6 separate regions of the Homo sapiens genome follow, and regions 1, 2, 4, 5 and 6 are each linked to region 3. The links are chromatin contacts, found by Hi-C or POLR2A ChIA-PET in ENCODE. All regions are on one chromosome and are shown on one strand. The core of a region is the stretch at or near the end of the contact, and the rest is flanking DNA. Distances in the headings are between cores, read along the strand shown.

Evidence for each region. A loop is a pair of places that touch in the nucleus more often than their neighbours do. ChIA-PET counts read pairs that join two places held with the same protein, here RNA polymerase II (POLR2A). Pooled maps may share reads with other maps.
Region 1: a loop to region 3 is called in a pooled map, with 7 times the contacts of the local background. The contact joins the enhancer-like site here to the promoter of JAK1 in region 3. A Hi-C loop is called at or near these places in 7 of 37 single-sample maps with no recorded cell type and 6 of 50 pooled maps. POLR2A ChIA-PET finds 5 or more read pairs at or near these places in 1 of 52 experiments (OCI-LY7).
Region 2: a loop to region 3 is called in a pooled map, with 4 times the contacts of the local background. The contact joins the enhancer-like site here to the promoter of JAK1 in region 3. A Hi-C loop is called at or near these places in 4 of 37 single-sample maps with no recorded cell type and 3 of 50 pooled maps.
Region 4: a loop to region 3 is called in a map with no recorded cell type, with 9 times the contacts of the local background. The contact joins the enhancer-like site here to the promoter of JAK1 in region 3. A Hi-C loop is called at or near these places in 8 of 37 single-sample maps with no recorded cell type and 4 of 50 pooled maps.
Region 5: a loop to region 3 is called in a pooled map, with 2.4 times the contacts of the local background. The contact joins the enhancer-like site here to the promoter of JAK1 in region 3. A Hi-C loop is called at or near these places in 2 of 50 pooled maps.
Region 6: a pooled map shows a loop between it and region 3 (6-fold over the local background). The contact joins the enhancer-like site here to the promoter of JAK1 in region 3. A Hi-C loop is called at or near these places in 4 of 37 single-sample maps with no recorded cell type and 5 of 50 pooled maps.

What each region holds. Positions count from the first base shown.
Region 1 is chr1:66,372,526-66,376,036 of GRCh38, reverse strand. PDE4B (phosphodiesterase 4B) reads right to left here. Exons shown (of 17, transcript NM_002600.4): 17 at 1,463-3,511. The coding sequence ends at 3,359. Among named protein-coding and RNA genes, the nearest start is that of SGIP1, 160 kb to the left of the region's middle. RefSeq lists enhancers at 1,581-1,760, 2,707-2,756, 3,127-3,216. Within about 2 kb of position 1,681, at least 8 of the 41 ENCODE cell types and tissues checked have a DNase peak (open chromatin) inside an H3K27ac peak, as active enhancers do; they include OCI-LY7, where a contact is called at or near this core.
Region 2 is chr1:66,437,767-66,441,127 of GRCh38, reverse strand. LOC105378776 (a long non-coding RNA gene) reads right to left here. Exons shown (of 3, transcript XR_947467.2): 3 at 1,475-1,688. Among named protein-coding and RNA genes, the nearest start is that of SGIP1, 95 kb to the left of the region's middle. Within about 2 kb of position 1,972, at least 6 of the 41 ENCODE cell types and tissues checked have a DNase peak (open chromatin) inside an H3K27ac peak, as active enhancers do.
Region 3 is chr1:64,964,516-64,967,891 of GRCh38, reverse strand. It overlaps JAK1 (Janus kinase 1), which reads left to right and starts at 1,343. Exons shown (of 25, transcript NM_002227.4): 1 at 1,343-1,559. RefSeq lists a silencer at 1,119-1,998.
Region 4 is chr1:66,394,584-66,397,965 of GRCh38, reverse strand. No RefSeq gene overlaps it. Among named protein-coding and RNA genes, the nearest start is that of SGIP1, 140 kb to the left of the region's middle. RefSeq lists an enhancer at 484-663. Within about 2 kb of position 1,388, at least 5 of the 41 ENCODE cell types and tissues checked have a DNase peak (open chromatin) inside an H3K27ac peak, as active enhancers do.
Region 5 is chr1:66,348,873-66,352,693 of GRCh38, reverse strand. All of the region lies in intron 8 of PDE4B (phosphodiesterase 4B), which reads right to left. Among named protein-coding and RNA genes, the nearest start is that of SGIP1, 180 kb to the left of the region's middle. RefSeq lists enhancers at 674-723, 734-823, 2,416-2,465. Within about 2 kb of position 2,378, at least 24 of the 41 ENCODE cell types and tissues checked have a DNase peak (open chromatin) inside an H3K27ac peak, as active enhancers do.
Region 6 is chr1:63,891,817-63,895,446 of GRCh38, reverse strand. All of the region lies in intron 1 of ROR1 (receptor tyrosine kinase like orphan receptor 1), which reads right to left. Among named protein-coding and RNA genes, the nearest start is that of ROR1, 120 kb to the right of the region's middle. RefSeq lists a silencer at 2,137-2,306. Within about 2 kb of position 2,251, at least 15 of the 41 ENCODE cell types and tissues checked have a DNase peak (open chromatin) inside an H3K27ac peak, as active enhancers do.

The sequences.
Region 1 (3,511 bases), core at 432-2,931, 1.4 Mb before region 3:
GCAGGCATGATTCTCTGTTTTGGAGCGGTGGATCTCTACTCCAATTGCACGTTAAGATTACCTAGGGAGAGACTGGGTGCAGTGCCTTGTGCCTATAATCCTAGCACTTTGGGAGGCTGAAGTGGGCAGATTGCCTGAGCTCAGGAGTTCGAGACCAGCCCGGGCAACATGGTGAAACCCCATCTCTACTAAGATACAAAAAATTAGCCAGGTGTGGTGGCATGCACCTGTAGTCCCAGCTATATGGGAGGCTGAGGCACAAGAATTGCTTGAATCTGGGAAGTAGAGGTTGCAGTGAGCCGAGATCATGTCAGTGCACTCCAGCCTGGGGGAAATTTTTAAAATCTGATGCCCAGGGCTTTGCCCAAGATCAATTCAATCAGAAATCTGGGAGGAGGATGGGCCCCAAACAAGTGTTTTTAAATATATGTATTTCCCACATGATTCTTATTTGCAATAAGGGTTAATTAAGAACCTCTTCTCAGTAGAAAACAAACCTGCAAATATTTCTAGCTCTGGGCATTGTAAAACTCACACCTCTGGCTATTGTAAGCAATTTATTTTGCTCCTTTTCAAACTCTCAGAGATGGTGAGGCACAATCAGATATCAGAGATGATGGAAAATGTTGGAAATAGCTCTGCAACTAGCAGGCAAGCTGGTTCTGAAATGTCGGCTCATCTTAATTTCAGCTGTGTTTAGAGAAGACCATCTTACTGGTTCACAGAGCACTCCCTTGTGGCTAAATTATTATGGGCCAACACCGATTCTTGTTTGCAACCTTCTGCAACAAACACACACATAAACACACACACACACACACACACACACACACTCTTCTCAGGATAAAATATTTTAAAATGCTGACTTTAAGATTTCAACAAAGCATTAAGTATTTTTCTTATATATAAAAAGTTCTTTCCAGAAAGAAAATCCTAGCCATATGACCAACAAGAGGCTGCATGGATCACTGAGAAAACCCTGAGTGTCCACCCATGCTCTGTGGGTTGTGGTTTAAGATGACTCTTTGGACCTCAGATTCTTCATGTGTCAAATGAATCAATGGGACTCTCTGACTGCATTATACTAATGTTCTATAATCTATGATTCACTTTTCTAGAGGACTCAGCCAAGTTGGGGATTCCCTTATTTATCTAGTAGATTAAACTCTTCAGACTCTTAAAGAGGTAGAAGGAAATAGTTCGAGATGAGCAAAGTGGTTTTGTTTTGTTTTCCTTCCTCAACCCCCTTCCTGCATCATTGAGCTGGGTGAACAGTTGCTAAGAAAAAAGCGAAATGTTCCAAACTAGGGGACTTTTTGGACATAGATTCTGAAACTTCAGTTGTGATGTTGGCTGGACACAGTGGTTGGCTTTCTTTGTGGGGAATGGCACAAGAGAAGAGAAAGATCTGCTTTTCATATGTCAGAACTAATTGTGAAATAAGTGGGCCTACAGACTAATCTAATCATGCTTTTCTTTATTCACCTCATATAAAAGTCTCTTTAGAATGCATTTGAACACAATATATAATAATAATACTATAACATACATTGTGAGAAACATTTGAAAATGATAAAATGTCCACCTGAAACAATGCAGTGTTCATAGACATACATTGGTCATGCACATTTGTGCCATTTTCTGTAATTACTGAGTCACAATGCTGAACTGAAAGCATGAAACATATTTTACAAACTGAAACTGACATCAGTAAGAGGCCTAACAAGTGTTATCAGAAGAGGCTTCACATTTGCGTAATTTGCTACATCAGTTCACATTTTATTATAAAAATTCACATTGTTTTATTGTTTTCTTTTGTAATGAACTGGAACATGACATTCCTGCTTAATGGCAGGCAGGAGGCTACCTCTTCAAAGTCAGTAGTTCGGGAGCATTCAGAAGAATCATCTGTGAGCAAATGTAGTGTTTCCTTTTGAACCAAAGCCACAATGATAGTAGGATCCAGTTATAACCCAACTCATGCCCACATAGATTTGGATAGAACCTGGGTAAAAACTACATCCCATTGCCCCCTGCCCCTATCAAGCTATACAAAAGTAAAAGCTCAGTATAAACCATTTAGTATCTAATGTGAGAATATTGTTTCCAAAACTGGTTCATAAAGGGGTTGTGCAGAAGTAGCAACTCAGGCAGGGAAAGGGCAGACCCTTTGAACAAAAGCCCACCCCTGTCCTCTCTGCCAAGGGGGCCATATGTCTCTACTAAGTGACGTTTGGGTTATATAATACACAATACAAAACATTACAAGAAAAAGTCGTAACTCTTAGGCAGAGTTTTCTACACAAATTTAACACCACCATTGGCAGGCAATGTTAGATATATAAATTAATAACTTACAAAACATTACATTATATACATTAAGTAATAAATACACGGTTATAAACAGGAATGGAGGTGTTAGCGCAGAAGGCAGTGCAAGAGAAGGACGGCAGCATTACATTGAAAACAGCCTAACGGGGTGAAGAGAGGAGGTAGGGAACAGGGCCAGGGACTGTACAACTCCTGTGGGGGGCAGGGTCCAAGACACAGCAGGGCACACTGCTGAGTTCTATGCAGACTCTCACGGTGAACGACACCACTGCTCCTTTCTACCCCCTAATTTGTTCAATTTTATTCTGTTTACAGCAAAAAGTTAAAAGTACTGTTGGAGGCAGGCAAACAGAGAGAAGTTTTAAGAGTGACTGTGGAGTTGGACTGGACAACAGGGGAAGGAAGTAAAATGTGGTTAGAAGTGTATCCTTTCTGTCTGTTTGCAAAAGTAACTGTAGTAAAGTGAAGGATATTGCCCAAGAAAGAAGGAAGACTATTTTCTTTCCCTTTTCCAGAAAGAGTCAAAAAAGTTTGTCAACTTTGAAAGCTTATCTGTGTAGAAGTTGATACTAAACTCCAGGTATTCAACAGGCATTTTAAAGACATGAAAATGTTTTACAAAAAAGGCACACAGGTTGGCAGACAAAGGGACAAGTGAGAAGATTCATAAATGAAGTTATTAGTCAGTGAGTTCAGTCACTGTCGGGGATAAGTTCCCGAAACTTAGTGCAGAATGATCTCTCAGTTTTGTGTCTTCCATTTTCAAGCCATGTGTCTTGATCAGAATCGGCCCCCAGCAACAGCTTCAGCCCTCTCCACCAAGCTTGCCATCAAGGCAAGTCAACCGTGGGATTTCCTGAGCTGCTATTTGCTTCCTGGTCTTGCTTTCTGACTCCAAACTCAAGTAACTGAAAGGCCAGGTGGCCCTTGTCCTGTGCAGGTCTTGGCCCCCATGGTGGGCTGGCCCTACCACATAGCTGGCATGCTCATCAAGGATAGAATGTTCATCTCCACAGGGAGAGGGGGATTATGTATCCACGGGGGACTTGTCTTCTGTTGCAATGTCTATGTCAGTCTCTCCCAGGGAATCTCTGTTTTCTGGATCAATCACACAAAGCGTCTTTGTGCTGCTGAAATAGCTGTGTCCCTCTCCCTCCTTCTCAGGTCCTTCAGAATCTTC
Region 2 (3,361 bases), core at 723-3,222, 1.5 Mb before region 3:
ATGCATGTTTATACCACCACTCACTCTCTCCCTATATACACATGTATACCTATGTGTACATATGTGTATATGTATAAGTATGTACATATATGTATACAAACTGATACATGCATACATGTATACATACATATACATATGTATATACATAAGTGTACATTCCTATATGCACATATATGTATACATACTTATAAGTGTGTATGTGTATATATATATAGAGAGAGAGAGGTGATATATATAAACAGTCATTCATCTGCTACCTAATAATGGTTCAGTCAATGACCACACATATGACATTGGTCTTATGAATTATAATGTTGTGTTTTTGCTGTATCTTTTCTATGTTTAGATACATAAATACCTACCATTGTGTTACAATGGCCTACAGGATTCAGTACAGTAACATGCTGTACAGGTTTGTAGCCTAGGAGCAATAGGCTATACCATACAGCCAAGGTGTAAAGTAGGCTATACTACTTAGGTTTGTGTAAGTTCACTTTACAATGTTTGCATAATGATGAAATCACCTAATGATGCATTTCTCAAAATGTACCCCCATTGTTAAGAAATCTAGGACCATATATATATCTATATATATAGATATAGATATAGATATATACACACACATATTCAGTGCACTTCATCAAAGCAGTTGTATGTATGGATAATAAGACCTAGAAAAGATGATTAAAATCATCAATGATTAGATAAGACCTAGAAAAGATTATCAAAATCACCAATCAGCAATGAAATGCAAATTAAAACCACCATGAGATACCACCACTCACCTATTATGGCTAAAAATAGAAAAAACTGAAAATATCAAATATTGCAAACATACAGAGTTTAGTGCTAGTACAGAACCTGCAGCCAGTTCTCCAAACACATTTCTAATTTTCTGTCTTTTGTCTAAACACCCACATACCTAATTAGTGAATTCAAGTCTCAGGTAAATGCAATTAAAGGAGACCTGAGGATGTGGTCCTCTGCCTTTCAAGTAGGGAATGCTGAACAATTGAGGAACTTCAGAGACTGGGAAGTTTTGAGAGTTTAATGCACATTGAAGTTTCAGAGGGCTCCCAACATGGATCAGGATTTAGGGGGTTCCTAACTGAATTATATGTGAGGCTGCCCCAGGAAGAAGATAGAAAGGAAGATGCATTGAGATACATATCAACAGGACATATTTTCTTCCCTGGACTCTCAGTCTCCATGGTAGTTCAAATATTCATCATGAATGGAAGTTTGATATTATAACTCCAGTGTCTGTTAGGAAGAAGAAAGAAATTAAAGGGGGAACAGCTACTGTGTCATGGAGAAACACCAGATGTGTGTACCTGGTGAGAATGACTCAAAAGTGCCAGGAAAAATTTCAGGTAGCATTTTCAAACAATCAGGATAATAAATCAAGTATTTCAAAACACAATGACTTAAGCTGTTGTTTCTGGTTAATAACAACACCACAATTCAGCAAGACTGTAAATAATGATGATTTTACTTAAGCAATTGTATTTTTAGCTAGAGAAGTACACATTCAGCATTGAAATCATGGAAGTGAGAATTTGGAATTATGAATTGTTCTGGACGTAGTTCCTCTCTTGCCCTAGCACTCTTCAGCTTTCTTCCTTGGTCAAAATTGCAAGGCTGTCTTGAACAGTCCTTTTAACCATCTGGTGCTTCAGCTTTCTCCTCTGCAAAATAGAAAAAAAACTTTGTACTATTTGTTTACAAAGAGCATACTAGGTTTCTAATATGTATTTCTTAAATAAATTGATGGTTTGTTTTTGCCAGCATTAAAGCGCTATCCAGGTCACGCTGATGACCATAATCTTCCAGGGCCTCTAAACCCTGCAAAGGATGTAAACTAGTTCCTGATTCCAACTGTAAAACCCAACTTCCTCATTTCAGTATAAATGATACATTAACAATGAGTCAATACCATGAAAGTGTGCATTTCCTAATACTGACATGCTTTTCAAAATTTCTCAGTGCTTTTTCTTTCATTTTAAGTTGGGGAAAAATCAGCAGCCCTCTCGTCACTACTACTCTTTTATATGAGCAAAATGAGGCTCTAATGACTGAATAACTTGCTTAATTTTATATAACAAAGACCCTAGATCTATTGATCTTTCTTCTATCCAGGTACATTTATTAATAGAATTGCCAATCCTCTGTTAAGTCCTAGGACAAATAAAAGTGTCTGATGCTCCATTAAACCTGCTCTTGGTACCAGATGGTAGATGTGAACCTGTTGTAAAAATTGACTGAAGGAGTGGTAGGAGTCGTATTGATAAAGGAGTATGGCTGTCCAGACTGGTTTAATCCCTAGTCACTTGAATCATCCTGACGTGTTAAAAAACAAAACAAAACAACCAAGAGGATGAGTGCATCAGAGAGGAAGGATATGGAAGATTTGTTTAGTCTTAGAAGTAGCACATTAATGCCAAACAATAGGATGACTTCGACTCCGAAATAAATTTGAAGGAATTTGAATTCCCCTTTCGAATTCGAACGGGAAGGAGAAGGGAATGATTTGAAAAGATTTTCAGTGCAAATCTCTGCCTTTTGGGCCACCCATCCCAGCCAGGCTAGTCATGGTGAGATCCAGAGTTGGGGCTAGAGGAAGGGGCGTTGTTGAAAAATAACATGAGTCACAATCCAATGGAACAAAAATGTCATTTCTAGAATATGATATTTAAAAAAAATAAAATGGGAGAAGAAGATGCTCACCTGGGTGTACTAACTTTGTAGCCATAAAAGTTACACAACTGCTGCTTTGAAATGCATACCATCTCAAGGAGGCCTATAGGAAGTCCTGCCCCACATTTTGCTTGCCTACAGGGTCTGCTATTATAGATGCAGTTAGGAGATTAGAGCTGGCCATTTCTGGCCACATCCGTTATTGCCAACCACTATGAGAACATTTATAATTCTGAATCAGGATATAAGAATGAGACAGGCTCTAGAACACAGTTTCTATCTTTGGCACTATTGACATTTTGGGTCTGATAATTCTTTTTATGGAGAATTTTCCTGTGCATTGTAGGGTATTTAGCAGCATTCCTGGCCTCTGCCTGTTAAACACCATAAGTAGCTCCCCAATGGTGACAAACAGAAGATGTCTTCAAATATTGTCAAATGCCCTTTGGGAAGCAAAATCATCCCCAGTTGAGAACCACTGCCCTAAAACACTGTAGGCAATCTTTGTCACATCTTCCACACATAGAAAAACTTTTTGTTTTGTACAAATGTTTTCTCTACAAAACCTGGAGGGTGATCTGGGAATAGCTCAACAAAGTTCAGTGAAAAAAATTGTCACTCTTTATATTTATATCCTTATAGGAAAAATAAAATACAAGATGTT
Region 3 (3,376 bases), core at 94-2,593:
TGCACACAAACACCCACAATGCAGGCAACCCGGGTTGCCTCCCTGTCTGCTCTGATCTCCGGTCTTCTTTGGTCCTCTTTTCTGTACTTCTGGAAGGCACTTTGGAGATCCTTTTGTCTGCTGCTCCACTGAGAATTGAGTCAACTAAGAATTGTTTAGGGCAACACAGGTGGTTACTGGTGGAGGCCAAACCTCAAATTCAGTAGTCTAATTCGGATGCTTGACTTTATTCCACACCCAGAATATCTTGCTCAGTTTCAGTTGCAGTAACTCAAGTGATCAGGAACTGTCCAGCAGGGTTAGTGAAGTCAGCACAGGTGGGGCAGCCTCTGTCCACAGCCCTGAAGCTGCAGAATTCTGACCGTGCACGGCCTCGGAGGATTTTCATCCAGGGATTGTCAGGGGGAAGTCGCTGGAGTGTTTTAAGCATGGGAGTGTGTGGAACAGATTTGAATTTTTAAAAGTTCATTGTAGAGAATTAATTGGGGGCTGGAGTGAATGGAGTGACGATTTAAGAGATGTTCGTGGTCCCTTCAGGTGAGAGATGGTGGCAGCTCGGACCGTGTTGCCGGAACATAGACAAGTGAACTGATTGGAGAGATACCTAAGGAAATAAAATTGTTAGGATTTGTCCGTGGACTGCCTACGAAGTATGAATCTTGGCTACAGTGTGACCTTGATTAAGACACTAAAGACTTAATTTGTTCCTCATGGATAAGATGATGCTACTACTTTGAGAGGTTATTAGTAAAAAATGAAAAGCGCTGTACATGCATTAGGTATCAGTGAATGTAGTTCTAATTCCTATTATGCATATGCTTTTTTTTTTTTCGTAAAGAGCTTTTAAAATACGGAATGGGTTGGATCTGCAGTAGCTTGTCCAAGCTGGGGGCTGTATTGTTAAATTCTTTTTAGTCTAGTGCTCCACTAGCTCCTCTCCTACTGAGCTGGGGTAAGAAGCGGAGCGTATACGGAGGAGGCGGGATGCATTTCTGCATCGAGCGCACAAAGGTGTGGCGGAGGGGGCTCCAGAGCTGGGAGGGGTCAATCTACGGGCGAATCCTGGCAATTTTACTCCCCGCGATAGATGACCTCGCGTCCTAGATGAGTTTCTAGATTCTAGAATCTAGAGGACGCGGTGAACAGAGACGAGTGGGGGCAGCTTCGCGAGCGAAGCCGGATGGGGGCGGGGCGGGTAGGCCGGAGGCGCAGAGTCTCCGCCGGGACCGCGACCCCGCCCCGCTTTCCGGGGCTGCCGCTGGTGACGTCGCGAGGGGGTGGGCCCGGCGGCCACGGGGGTGGGGCCGGCCGCGGGGCGGGGCGGGGCGGGACGGGAGGCGGTGCGTCGCTGAGCGCAGGCCGCGGCGGCCGCGGAGTATCCTGGAGCTGCAGACAGTGCGGGCCTGCGCCCAGTCCCGGCTGTCCTCGCCGCGACCCCTCCTCAGCCCTGGGCGCGCGCACGCTGGGGCCCCGCGGGGCTGGCCGCCTAGCGAGCCTGCCGGTCGACCCCAGCCAGCGCAGCGACGGGGCGCTGCCTGGCCCAGGCGCACACGGAAGTGGTGAGTGTCACCGGGGGAGGTGGAGGAGCCGGGGCGGCCGCGGTCGGCAGGCGAGGGGCGCGCAGCCCGGACTGGCCGGAGGCGCGGCCACCGCTCTTGGTCGGTCCTTAGGCTGCGCGGCCCGGGCTGCTCCTGAGCGCAGCTCAGGACCCCGCGGCTCGGGCGGGGAAGGCGGGGATTTCCAGCCCCGCGGAGCCGGCGGGCGGCGAGGAGGTCGCCGGGCGGGGGCCCCCGGCCGGGAGAAGAGCGGTTAAGCCAGGCCGCCCCCTCCCCCAGCGCGCACGGCAAGTTTTCATAAACAAGCCCGGAGCGCGCTGTCTGACATCCTGTTTATACCACCCCGAGATACAGGCGCGGGCTGGAGGGCTGACGTCCCTAGCTCCTTGTACCGCGAACTTGACCGCCAGCTCCCGGCCGGGGTGGCAGCGCAGAAAGGTTTTCTTCTTCGGCCCCAGGAAGGAGGCTGAGGGTCTTAGCTTTTTTCCTTCCTTGCGGTCTCAGCGAGGGAAAGTTTCTGGGATTTGGAGCTGGGTGTTGGGCGTCCGCGAACTCGGGAAACGCCCCCTCCCCTCTTAGGTTCTGTTAGGAACCAGGCCTCAGGTAGCCAGCGAGAAGTGGGAAAGGAGACCCTGGGCGAGAGGACCAGGGAAGGGGAACAGTGGGAGAGAACTACCCGGGGAATTGCGAATCCCACTGGAAAGGGACTGATTAACCGAAACTGGGGCTGGTCTCTGGCTCCCTCACTCCAACTCCATCCGCGCATCGTCGGCGACCGGGAGCATCGGAGGACTAATAGACACTCCTCCAAAGTCACTCCCCAGGGTCCCTGGGATGTGGGCTCCTTGGATGTGTGTTTACCACGGAACTTCTAGATAAAAGATGCGATGTTTGCCAGGTGTTTGTGCACACGTTTTTTGGAGGGTTTGCACTCCATGATTTCCTGTGTGTTCCTGGGGAAGGGGACCCCGTCCTTCCTGCCACTCTTCTTACTACGTGGCTGTGAGCTGCCTTCTGCCCCTGGTTGAGTACATCGCTATACATGTCATTGACACTTTTCCCCCCAAGTCATAGGGTTTTTCTCTCACTGGCAGGAATTTACAGTGGTATAAAATTGTCATTACTTCTTTCAGGGAGTAAAACATGGGTAGTTAAGTGATGAGAATAATGCAGAGAGAGATGTAAATCAGGGCGTGTTTGGTTTTGGCTATTTTTTTATTTTTTGAAGAAAAGATTTGAGTTAAATATGGGTATAGGCACAGTAGATTTTGTTTAAGATGAGCAATTCGTATTGATTGAATCTTTGTTCTTCCCTTTCCAAAACCCCATTATGTGTTGTTTCTTGATTTTGCTTTTGGTGACTCTGATGTTTTCCAAGACCAGGGGATTATTTTCATTGAAGGATCAATGTGTTCTTTTGTACTTTGTGGTGAAGATTAATGGAGACCACCAGGGTTCCAGACATTTCTGGTACAATATGCTTTGTAATGTGGAGAAAATGTCTCCCCTGTATAGATCCAGATCACATTTAAAGATGTGAAGACATCATACTGGAATGACTTTGGACATTATAAATAGGAATAATCATAACCTCTTCTTAATTCTGTATATCATATTAACTAAGTGCTTTGACTGAGTCTTAGTTTCTGCAAATAGATACAAAACTATGTTTTTTTACTGCTAGGATTGCAGTGTGATACTCCACACTGAATACAGCCAGTTTAAATGGTTTCCTCCATTTCATACTATACTAATTATTTACTACCATTGGGAAATGATTGTAGAGAATGCATAAATTAGATATAGGTAAAATAATTCAA
Region 4 (3,382 bases), core at 139-2,638, 1.4 Mb before region 3:
CCCGAGTAGTTGGGACTATAGGCATGCGCCACCACACCTGGCTAATTTTTGTATTTTTTGTAAAGACAGGGTTTCACCATGTTGGCCAGGCTGGTCTCAAACTCCTGGCCTCAAGCAATCTGCCCCCCTCAGCCTCCCAAAGGGCTGGGATTATAGGCATGAGCCACTGTGCCTGGACAGGCCTATATTGTTAATGGATAATAGTATTCATTCCTACTGGATCCAGATATACCCACTGAGTCTCAACACATTATTCCCATAGCCATTAATTATCCTCAGAATTGGATGTAAGTTGAAGGCTGTTTGTCATACCTTCACAATATGATGGATACTAACCATATGTTAGTATATAATACAATGATATGATGTTGTGTTAATCATAACCTAAACAGATTACTTGCAATTTTACAGCCCTTGTAAAAAAATCTTAATTTTTTTTATCTGAATCCCTCCCCATCCTTTTAGAACAAAGACCGATTCTATATGATAACCAGTGTTCTGCATACTCTGGCCCCTTCCTGCCTTTCCAACCTCATCTTGAACTTCTTTAACCCATTTTTTCTGTGGTCTAGACACAGAGAGAATCTTTCAGTTCCTCAAATAGTCTATGCTCCTTCTGCCATAAAGCCTTTGCTCATGCTTTTCTTTCTGTCTGTGATATTTATCCTTTCCTTCTCTTCTTCCTTTAGACTTTTGCATGCTGTCTCTTGGGCCCTTGGCTAGATCAGACCAGACTACCATCTACCCCTTTAAATTCCATCCAGCTGTCTTTAATGGTGCTTATCATCATTAGTGAACATGCCATTCAGTGTGTCATTATTTAATCTTTGTGTCACTCCTCCATTAACCTTCTAACCCTCAGATCCAGCACATAGTAGGAAGACAATAAACAACAAATACAGATGAATGTCTTCAAATTCTGAATCAATTACAGGAGGCTCCTGAAATACCAGGTTCCTCTGTGCTTTGTGCATTTTAATTTTCAGTATTAATCACAATTAAATGTACAGAAGACTAGGTCAGGAAATAACTTATTTGTAAAATAAGGCAACGTTAGTAAGATGGCAGCCCTTCCCTCCCTGGTGGTCCTCTAGTCACATATATGTGTTTTCCAGCACATGCTTTCTTGTTGGGCTGCTTCGTTTCCATCCAGTGGCGTCGGACACCACGACAGAGGGAAAGGTAGAAGTGCTAGGGTCAGCCTGGGGTTTGTGTTCCAGCTCGAATACTCTGTAGCTGAGCAACATTAGTCACATTGCACATTATTTCTCAGTTTCCTCATCTGTTAAGTGCTTCACTCATAGGACTGTGGTAACACTCTAAATGAGTTATGAGTCTGAAGCACCCACCCGGCACAGAGTCTGATTTGTTGTCTGAGAATTATTTTCCTTCCCCTAGTGTACACTATATACCTGCTAAAACAACAGTGCATTTCTTAAATCAAGTTATATGATTAAAATAGCTGACACTATGTCATGTACATTGTTCTAAGATTTCCCCCATATTAACCCATTGAAAACTCACAAGAGCCCTGTGAAGCAAATACTGGTAATTTCAGCCTCATTTCATGCATGAGGAACTGAGATTCAGAATGATTAAGTAACTAGCCCACAGTCAGGCCAAAATTTAATCCCAGCTAGTCTGGTATGTTCTTATACTGCAACATGATCCTGTGTCTCAGCTGGAGAATTAGCAAGGAACGATGGGCAATGAAGAGCTGGTTTTGAAAAGAAAAATCTCTCCCAATTCTACTATTATCTGGGTGACCTTGGCCAATTCAATTCTCTCTTCTTTAAAATGGGGATACTATCCCCTGTCTCCCGTGTGGAAGCTGAATGAGATGGCAAATGTAAAACCCTTGTACACATTTGTCATTTGCCTGTGGCTAAGACAATTTCTCTTTCTTCTTATAGAAGTATAACCTTTAAGTTTTCTCACCAACAACCTGGCCAGGGTAACTTTGGCCTTTGGCCAGCTCTAGAGCTTCTCGAACAAAAATTGTTGACATTGAGCCCACACAAAGCTGGAAACTCCCAGAGGGATAACTGTGCAGGCTCTGACCCAGCAAGATTTCCCCTGAATTCTACAGAGTTTCAACACATCTGAAACTCTTAGAGAGTAAAGCCCAAAGCTCCGGAAACAGAGAGCCTGGAAAGGAGAAGAAGGAGCTCTACTCTTTTGAAAGAAGGGGAATCTTGGTGATTAAATTTCACAAATGTGGCTCCAGCCATACCGCCCCTGACCTTAAGAACTGTCATGAATGTCTCTCTAGGAAACACTCCTCACACACACACCACCCCAGCATCATCCAGAGTGACGATTGTTAAAAGAAAAAAAATTATCTGACATTGACGTTTGCATTGTCAGAGGCTCCCTGCTCTATAAAGGAGAAGTGTCTGCCCAAGGTGGCCTTACGGTAGATGTAGAGCCCTGGGGAGGGGCTTTGAGTCTGCAGCATGCTTCAACCCTCATCCACGAAAGGGAGAAAATCATGGCTACCTCCTATGGTTATTGTGAAGAGGAAATGCAATAATAAACGTTCAGAGGCTAGGACAAGGCCTAGCCCTTGGGAAGCACCCAATGAATGGCAGTTATCATTGTGGTTGTGTTGTAACAGCAGCTAGGCCACTTGCCCAAGATCACCCAGCAAAATAAGTAAAGAAATGAGAACTGTAACAAACATCTCATGGACTGGCAGTCCCAGCTCTTTCTGCCATATGAAGCAGCCTCTCCCCTGTGTGTCTAACCGTCAGCTTCTTACTTTGTGTGGTGAAAGGGCTAAACCATATTAGAGAGTGTTGTGGGATAAGCAGTGTAAAAATGCCTCCCGCAACTCTCCACTTCACTCCATCCTATGAGATCCTACACCATTAAAATTACTCCCAGCCCCTTATCCCTCTGGGTTCTCTGGACCCCTGAAAGTCTCCCTGAAGCCTCAGGAACTCCCTGTGGGATAAAGGCACATGTAGATTTTTAAAAATGGTGTTTTACTCCAAATTCTTATGTTTTGCTAGGTAGTGGGTTCCAGGTGTGACATCTCACTGTCAAAGGGATATCTGTGACCCACAATAGTCCCGAGCCCAGGGATGGTGGATCTGGCTGTGTCCTGGCCTGGGTCAGCTTTGCCAGTAAAACAAAGGCCATGTTCCCGGTCCGCGTGAGGCCTGAGGGGATGGGACCCTTGTTCCCGTGGCAGCAGGTGTACAGGGGCAGGTGGCACTAACAGGTTGTGGAGATTTGAGCTGGGGAAGGCAGTCTGGTTGGTGGACAGGCAGGAGTTTGGGGGTAGACAGAATTACTTGTTTGCCTTAAATTAGCTTGGGATATTACATAGGTGATTTTGCTTCTCTGAATTTCAACTTCTCTGCCCGTGAGAGATCTT
Region 5 (3,821 bases), core at 1,129-3,628, 1.4 Mb before region 3:
TCATGCTTTTAATCAGCTTTCATTCTAGTAGGAATAGATATATTAGGGCATGTTGTTTAACCACAACAGCAAACAGTCTAGAGAGGGTAGGACCAGTTCTTTACTAGCTATATCGGCAACTCTGCTCAGAAGATAGGAGCAGGTAGAAACTGAATCATAAAAGGCTATAAGAGGAAAGATTTCTCTGTTTATTTTCTTTCTATAGTCTTCCATTGCCACAGGACCCTGTTGGGATACATTGTCAATCACTTTCAATATGGAATCAGGGAGGTGGCTCTCAGCTGCAGGGCTGAAAATAAACCAAACTCCTCACCTTTCCCGCATAGTTTACTGAAGGGATCAGTGTACTCATGCAAGTCATTAACAGATGAATATCACCTTCCTCCTTCCCAGGCTTAAACTAATTCTCCTATGAGCCTTTTGCTAAGGGCACAGCAATGCTACCAAAAAACATAGTCATCTTAAGGCAACCATAAAACACACAACATGGCGAAGTATGCAAATGGAGGTCACTTAGTGTCAGAAACTAACCTAGTCCTTTAAATGTTGCTTAGCAACAACTGTTGGTTTTCCTCCTCCATAAGGGAGGGCCCAACCACACTGATGTGAAAGCAATCATTGCTCTCATCAAAAAGCACTTATGAAGGGCCCATTTATGTTGGGCTCTGTACAAACTAAGAAAGGCAGACATGGCCTTCAAGGAGCAGACGGCGGGGGGTGGAAGGGTATCTTTTACATTCTAGTATATGTAGAGTCCAGTTAGTATGACTAGTGTTTAACTGTGTGATGAGACACATTAAGAAATAGAATAGATATGAATTATGTTTGAAGTTAAGCCTGAGGAGACAGTTGAGGAGCTAGGCTTAGTTGGGCTTTCAGCATCTGACTCCCACATGGGAGTGTTTCTGTTGAGCCAGAGGCAGCCACAATGTAGTAGACAAATCTTGACTTTTCATTCTCAGCTCTCACTCTCCTGTGTAGTTACATCACCTCTCATGTGTAAAATGAGAATGATCAACCCTAACATTTCATACTTGTATGATAAATTCTGTGGCTGCCTCCTACAGTTTGGACACATTATTTACCAGCAACCAAGACTTCCCAGAAAACAAAACTCCCTCTACATGACTGAGGAAAACAACTCAAATTGAAAATGCTTCAGACCATAACAAAGGAAGGGAAGCATTTATCATCCCTCAGAGTTTCATAGTGTAAGACTTTTGGAATCTATTTATTAAGTTACACGTTTCATCCAGACTCGAAGGTAAAATAGCTCCTGGGTAAAACTGTGTCCCAAGGAGTTACTGGATTGGAAGGAAATGGGCATTATTTACTTTATTAAATTCAGTAGAGAAATCCACAAACAGGAACACATTATTTTAAAGATAAATGTGTCTCTACCATCTCATGTACACAGATACTATTTTCCCTAAGAATCTGCCTTCACAGGAAAACCCTGTTACAGCCTACCTAGAAATAATGTCCCCAGAGGAAATGGCCAATGCCCCTTTTCAACACAGACAAGCAAAATTTGTGAATAAACTCTAATAAAAAATTCCTCCGATGCCTTCTTAAGCTTATGCCCAACATTAGATTCACATACACTGCTAGAAATTGCTTCTATTTTTTGAAAAGGGAAGAAGGTATATTTTCTAGATATGTGATTTAATATTATTGGCCTAGAATATACCTTTTCTATAAAATTGTCTGATTTTTGGAATAAGTTCCTTTAATAGTGAAAAGTTATTTTAAAAGTAGAGAATAGGTAATAAAAGCTAAAATTCAATTACACTTGATAGGAACATTTTGTTTGATGGCTTCAATTTTTCTTTAGTTTTAACACTGCATACAGAGATTATTTCTTCTGAGCCAGTTTCTTCTGAAGTGATAGGACACTTCTTCACTTTTCTATATTTCTCATGGGAGAATTAGTTTGAGCTTTATGCAAAGATCCGCAGGCAAGATAGGCACTATCTTGGTAATGAGTTCTTAGTTAAACTAATCACATAGGAGGAGTGAACTGGAATGATCGCAGGCTCTTCTCAAATCTAAAATTTGGGGATTTTATGTTTTTGAGAATAAAACAGTCCAGAATAGTGATAACACAGGAAGCTAGTATAAAGCCCATGAAAGAGCTTCTTCTAAGACTAATTTAGGCCTGTTGAGGGTGACCTGAAAATCACTTAGGAGTGACTCCTAAGTGATTAAAACTATTCTTCACCCTATCAAAGACTAGCTAAAGCAGGTACCTTCCTCTCATGGATAACCTCAGGATGAGGTCAGTAGGAGAAAACTGTAAGAACAGAGAATAAAAAGGTGTCAAAGAGAGGAAGGCAGCCCCAGCAGTTAGTTACTCTTGTGGGTGGCCGTCTACGCAGGAGCCCAGCTGTGAGACAGGCGCCTTATTGTGTGGGATCTTCCTGTTTTTGCAGAATGAAACAACTGCCGAAGTCATTAAAGTCACAATGACTTTATTAGGGACTAACTTTTGACTCATGTTTTATACTTTGTTAGTCATAACTTAAAAAGAATTCCCGGGCATCAGGAAAGTGAAGGGGCTGAAAATTCCTCCTGAAGGCACAGAATGCCTTCAGTGCATTCTGTGCCTTCAGTGGTAGAAAGAAGTCGAAACTGCAGTGGTACAGTTTAGTGAGAAATGAAGTAAACAGAGTCTGTCCCTGTCTTAGCTCTGGCCCTAAGCAAATATGTAATCTTGGGTAAGCTGAATTAACTTCTTGGGGCTCAGTTTCTTTAGTGGTAAAATGGCTAGCTTCTAATCTTCCTTTTGACTTTCAGGAATTTTGCATGGGAAGAAATGAAGACCCAAAGAAGTAAAGCAAATCTAAGTTTTAAATGAAAAAGAAATAAACAGAATGAGGGATATAGTGTGCTTGTCTAAAACTCCTTATGAAACTAACAATTTCCACAATTCTTAACATTTCAGATTATTTGACAATGTGCATCTCATCTCTTCCCTCCTTTTTGTGTTTCCCTATAAACTCTACCAATCATTTGAAACTTGATGTCCAGTTTCTTTATTGACAGGTTTGTCTTATTTGAAAAGCAAGTGCAATTGAATTGAGTTGGTAACATGGTCAAAGAAGTAATAATGGACATGCAATTGTCCATTAACGTCTGCTTAATCAGCTAGTGTTCCATAATGGGTCATCTTAGCAAACAAGTTCTGCTGTACTAACATCTGCAGCAAACCTTTGGTGTGCCAGGGAACAAACACAGTGAGATCATTCTCACTGTCCATGTGCCAAATCAGAAAGAAACTCTTCTAAACATGTTAGAATTGAGTGCTTCTTGTCTTAACTGCTCAGCAACGTAGTAATCAATAGGTAAGTATACAACGAAAAACAAGCATGAATATATCTACCATTATTCTGCATCAAAAATTATGATGAAGCAACAATAGAATCAATTCTACTTGCTAGTTAGAGGACAAGTCTCTGCTCAAGTGACATATTAAAAGGCAAAGCAGGGAAAAACCATTAATGCCTTCATACAGAATTGAAAAATATCAAAAGATCAAACAAATTTGAATATAGCTGCTCTATAACTAATCTCCTAAATGAGATTAGGGCTTGAACAGCTCCCCAAATTATTACATATTTCTTCCTATCTATCTAACCCTTTTCTGCTGTCCATTTTTCTCAGAATTTCTGAAAACTTCTCAAGAGATGATATAACACACATTATTGGAACACTAAAAAATTGACGTTTCCTAGACCCAAAGTGATTCCCATAAGAATGTTTATAGCAATTTCTCATGATCCAACATTCTCTCAACTCTGAAAGTTGCTGCAGTGATGTAA
Region 6 (3,630 bases), core at 1,002-3,501, 1.1 Mb after region 3:
GGTCTAACCATCTTCTTCATGAAACCAAGATACATGGTTTATTTTCTTAAGTGAGTGTTAGCCTTTACCCACAGTTTCAAGCCCAGCAGTGTAGCCAAACTAAAGACAATACTATATCCCACTGTCTAACAGAGACAATGAAGAAAAATGCAGATAACTAGTATTTCTAAATCTGAGTAATAGTCCTGTGTTCAAAGAAGAACAAGAATATATTACAAGAATGCAACATTCTGTTAAATTGTCCAGTGACCTTTATTGGCCAACTATCCCGCCATTAAATGCCATCTCTATCTTGAGAGATTACAAAATTATATCTAAAAAGCTTGATAAACTTTTCTAAGCCCTGATCAAATCACATACTTACATAAAACACAAGCATGCCATAACTTTCTCCATGTCATGTGTCATCCAAATATGTTTTATAAAGAGCATTCTAAGATCTAAAAGCTCCTGTAATCCACGTCCAGGAGTTTTTCTAGACTGAGAGAAAACATGTGCTGTAGGATTTCCCACACCTCTGTCAAAGATTTGAAGGTCTTTAGTCTACTTGGCAAAATAAAGTACACTTAAGATGCATCACTCTTGCCAAAGAAAGGGTTTTGACCTTTTGGCCAAGCAGATTCCAACCTAATGGCCAACTCAAATGAAAACCAGTGTTTATTCTAACAATTTGTAGAATATTTGTAACTACCAGTTTCGTCTTTCTCACTTTGCCAACTCACTACCCAGTGCCCAGAAGGAGGGATTATGCATAAGGCAGTGGTTTTGGTGTATAAACAATAAAGAATCAAGTCCTTTTTGCTCTTCCTTCCTTATATTTCTCTTACCCACCTGTCCCAAAAACCTCCCCTGTGCTACAGGAGCCCCATCCTGAACATGATCAGTATAAACATCAGCTTCACAAAAATCAAGTGCACAAATGTAAGGTGTCTGTGGTGTGTGAAGATGATGGGAGGCTATATGTCTATGTATGAGGAATGCATTAATGAATGGGAAGGGTTTTTGCAGAGATCAATGCAATGGCATTTGATATCACCATCAAATTGCTTTCTCTTATAAACTTTTAGAATATAGTAGTCTCCCCCCTTATCTGTAGTTTTGGTTTCCATGGTTTTAGTTACCCAAGGTACCATGGTCTGAAAATATGGAATGGAAAATTGCAGAAATAATTCGTAAGTTTTAAATTATACACCATTCTCAGTAGCATAATGAAATCTTGGGCCATCCTGCTCCATCCTGCCCAGAATGTGAGTCACCCCTTTGTCCAGCATATTCCCACTTTCTATGCTACCTGCCCATGAGTCACTTAGTAGCTGTCTTGGTGATCAGATCGACTGCCACAATATCACGCACTTATGTTCAAGTAACCTTAATTTTACTTACTAAGAGTCCAAAAGCACAAGAGTAGTGATGCTGGCATTTGGATTTGCCAATAAACTATAAAGTGATAAGGTAAAAGATTGAAGTGAAAAGGTGAAAAAGATCTTGACTTAATGAGGAAAGAAAAAAATCGTATGCTGAGGTCACTAAGATCTACAGTAAAAATGAATCTTCTATGCATGAAATTGTAAAAAAGGAAAAAGAAATTCATGTTTAGTATATATAGAATTTGGTACTATCTGCAGTTTAGGCATCTACCAAGAATCCTGGAACATATTCCCAGGACACAGATAAGGGGGGACCACTGTATATCTCTTGACCCACTTTGTATAGCACCATCCAGAGATTACCGATACTTTTGATACCATTAATTGATGAAAAGACAGCTGCTTCGTTTCTTAGAAACACGGAAGCCTGTAAATGTAGCAAAGGCAACCAGAAAAAAAATAAGAGTCCATATGTCCACGCCCAGTCAGTAAACAACAAAATTAAGAAACCCACAAAAACCTTTTAACCTGGACATCATGAAGGATACTCTTGAAATGGTGTCATCAAAAATCAGCCTCTTTTCTATTCATATGGCATATTAGCAAGCACAGCAAACAAGTAAATAACCATCTTCAAGGCCAAATTTAATGAATTCTTTTTTTACCCCCCTCTTTTATCCCAGTCTCTATCTCTGCACTTCCAGGAGCTAGGTTTTCTCATGGCTGCTGCTCCTCTCCCACATGATGTAAGCAGAGAGCTGGAGAAACAGGGCCCTAAGCTGGGGACTGTGAGCAGCAAGCCTCTGACATCACTGGGTAGCAGGAAGTACCACAGGAGTCTGAGGTTTCACGCCTCACTGCCCTCTCAATACAAAAATCCTCCCAGTGACACTGTGCCCAGAAGATGTTTACTGCCTAAGCACACAGTCAATCTCCCCTCGAAGAAACATGCACAATCTCCCCTCGAAGAAACACAGTGGTAGACTGTGTCCACCACTCTAGAGACAGGGAAACCGCACCCTCTGCGGCTGACACCATAGAAATGAACTCATCTTTAAATCTGCCGTGCTGCTTTTTGCTTTCTTCTGCCAGCTGGTCCTTGGCAAAGCTACTTGATAAATCCAAACACATCAGTTTCACTGGCCACTGAAGGGCCTGTGCTTTTGGGAAACAGGCTTGCCATAAAGCTAGTCTTTGTGACGGCAGCTTCTGGTCTCTCCTGTCACCCCTATTGCCCTTCCCTGTTCTGTCTCTAGAAATCACAGACTGCATAGCTAGAAGGGCCTCAAGTCCTACTCCCTCCACTCTGCAGATGAGAAAGCCTAAGTTTAGAGAAGGTTGGCAACTTGTCCGAGTTTACAGGGCTCATTAGTGGTGGCAGAGCTTAGCCAAACCCAAGACTGCTGTCCAGTATGGACTTCCATAAGCATGGGTTTTACTGTAAGAAAAAAAATACTGGGTTTCAGTCCTCAGTGGCTAATCACTGGTTGGTGACCTAGGGCAAGTAACATTTATCTATCTGCCTTCTCAGGCTTTCACATCTGTAAAATAGACAATAAATATACAATAAACATAGTTACAGCTCACTACATGGATGTGAAACTGTGATACTTTCAAGTGTTTACAGGAATATGATTTGTGCTTTTTGTACAAATCATACCTTATAAACCACACTCAAGTCTCCTTAATGTGCTTAAAGACCCATGAAACCTCTGGGTCAGACAGATTCTTAACTCATCTTTTCAGATCCAATTTGTTATCATCTCCTTCAGAGCCTCCTCTGCCCTCCCAGATGCAGCGAAGTGCCCAGCTCCCCCGTACACATCTATCTTTGCACCATAGTATAACCGTTCCTTGTACCTTTTCCCCTATTCAATTGTGAGATTCAAGGAAATGAACTGTGTCTTAATCATAGTCCATTAATCTTTGCATTTCCAGCACCTAGCACTATTCATGGTCCATTAGAAGTGAATTAATGAATGCTTATTGAATTAAAGTAGAAGTGAATAAAATCACTAAGTAGTAGGGACAAACTAAAGGTGAATATACTTTCCTCCTTTGACTTGCTGAATTAGAGTTCTCCAGTGAACCAGAACCAAGAAGATATATATATGTAGAAATTCATTATGGGGGTTGGGTCATACAATCATGGAGGCTGAGCAATCCGACAATATGCCATCTCCAAAAGCCAAGTGAGAGAACCAGAAAGTCAGTGGTATAATGTAGTCTGAGTCCAAAGGTCTGAGAACCAGGATTAGGGTAG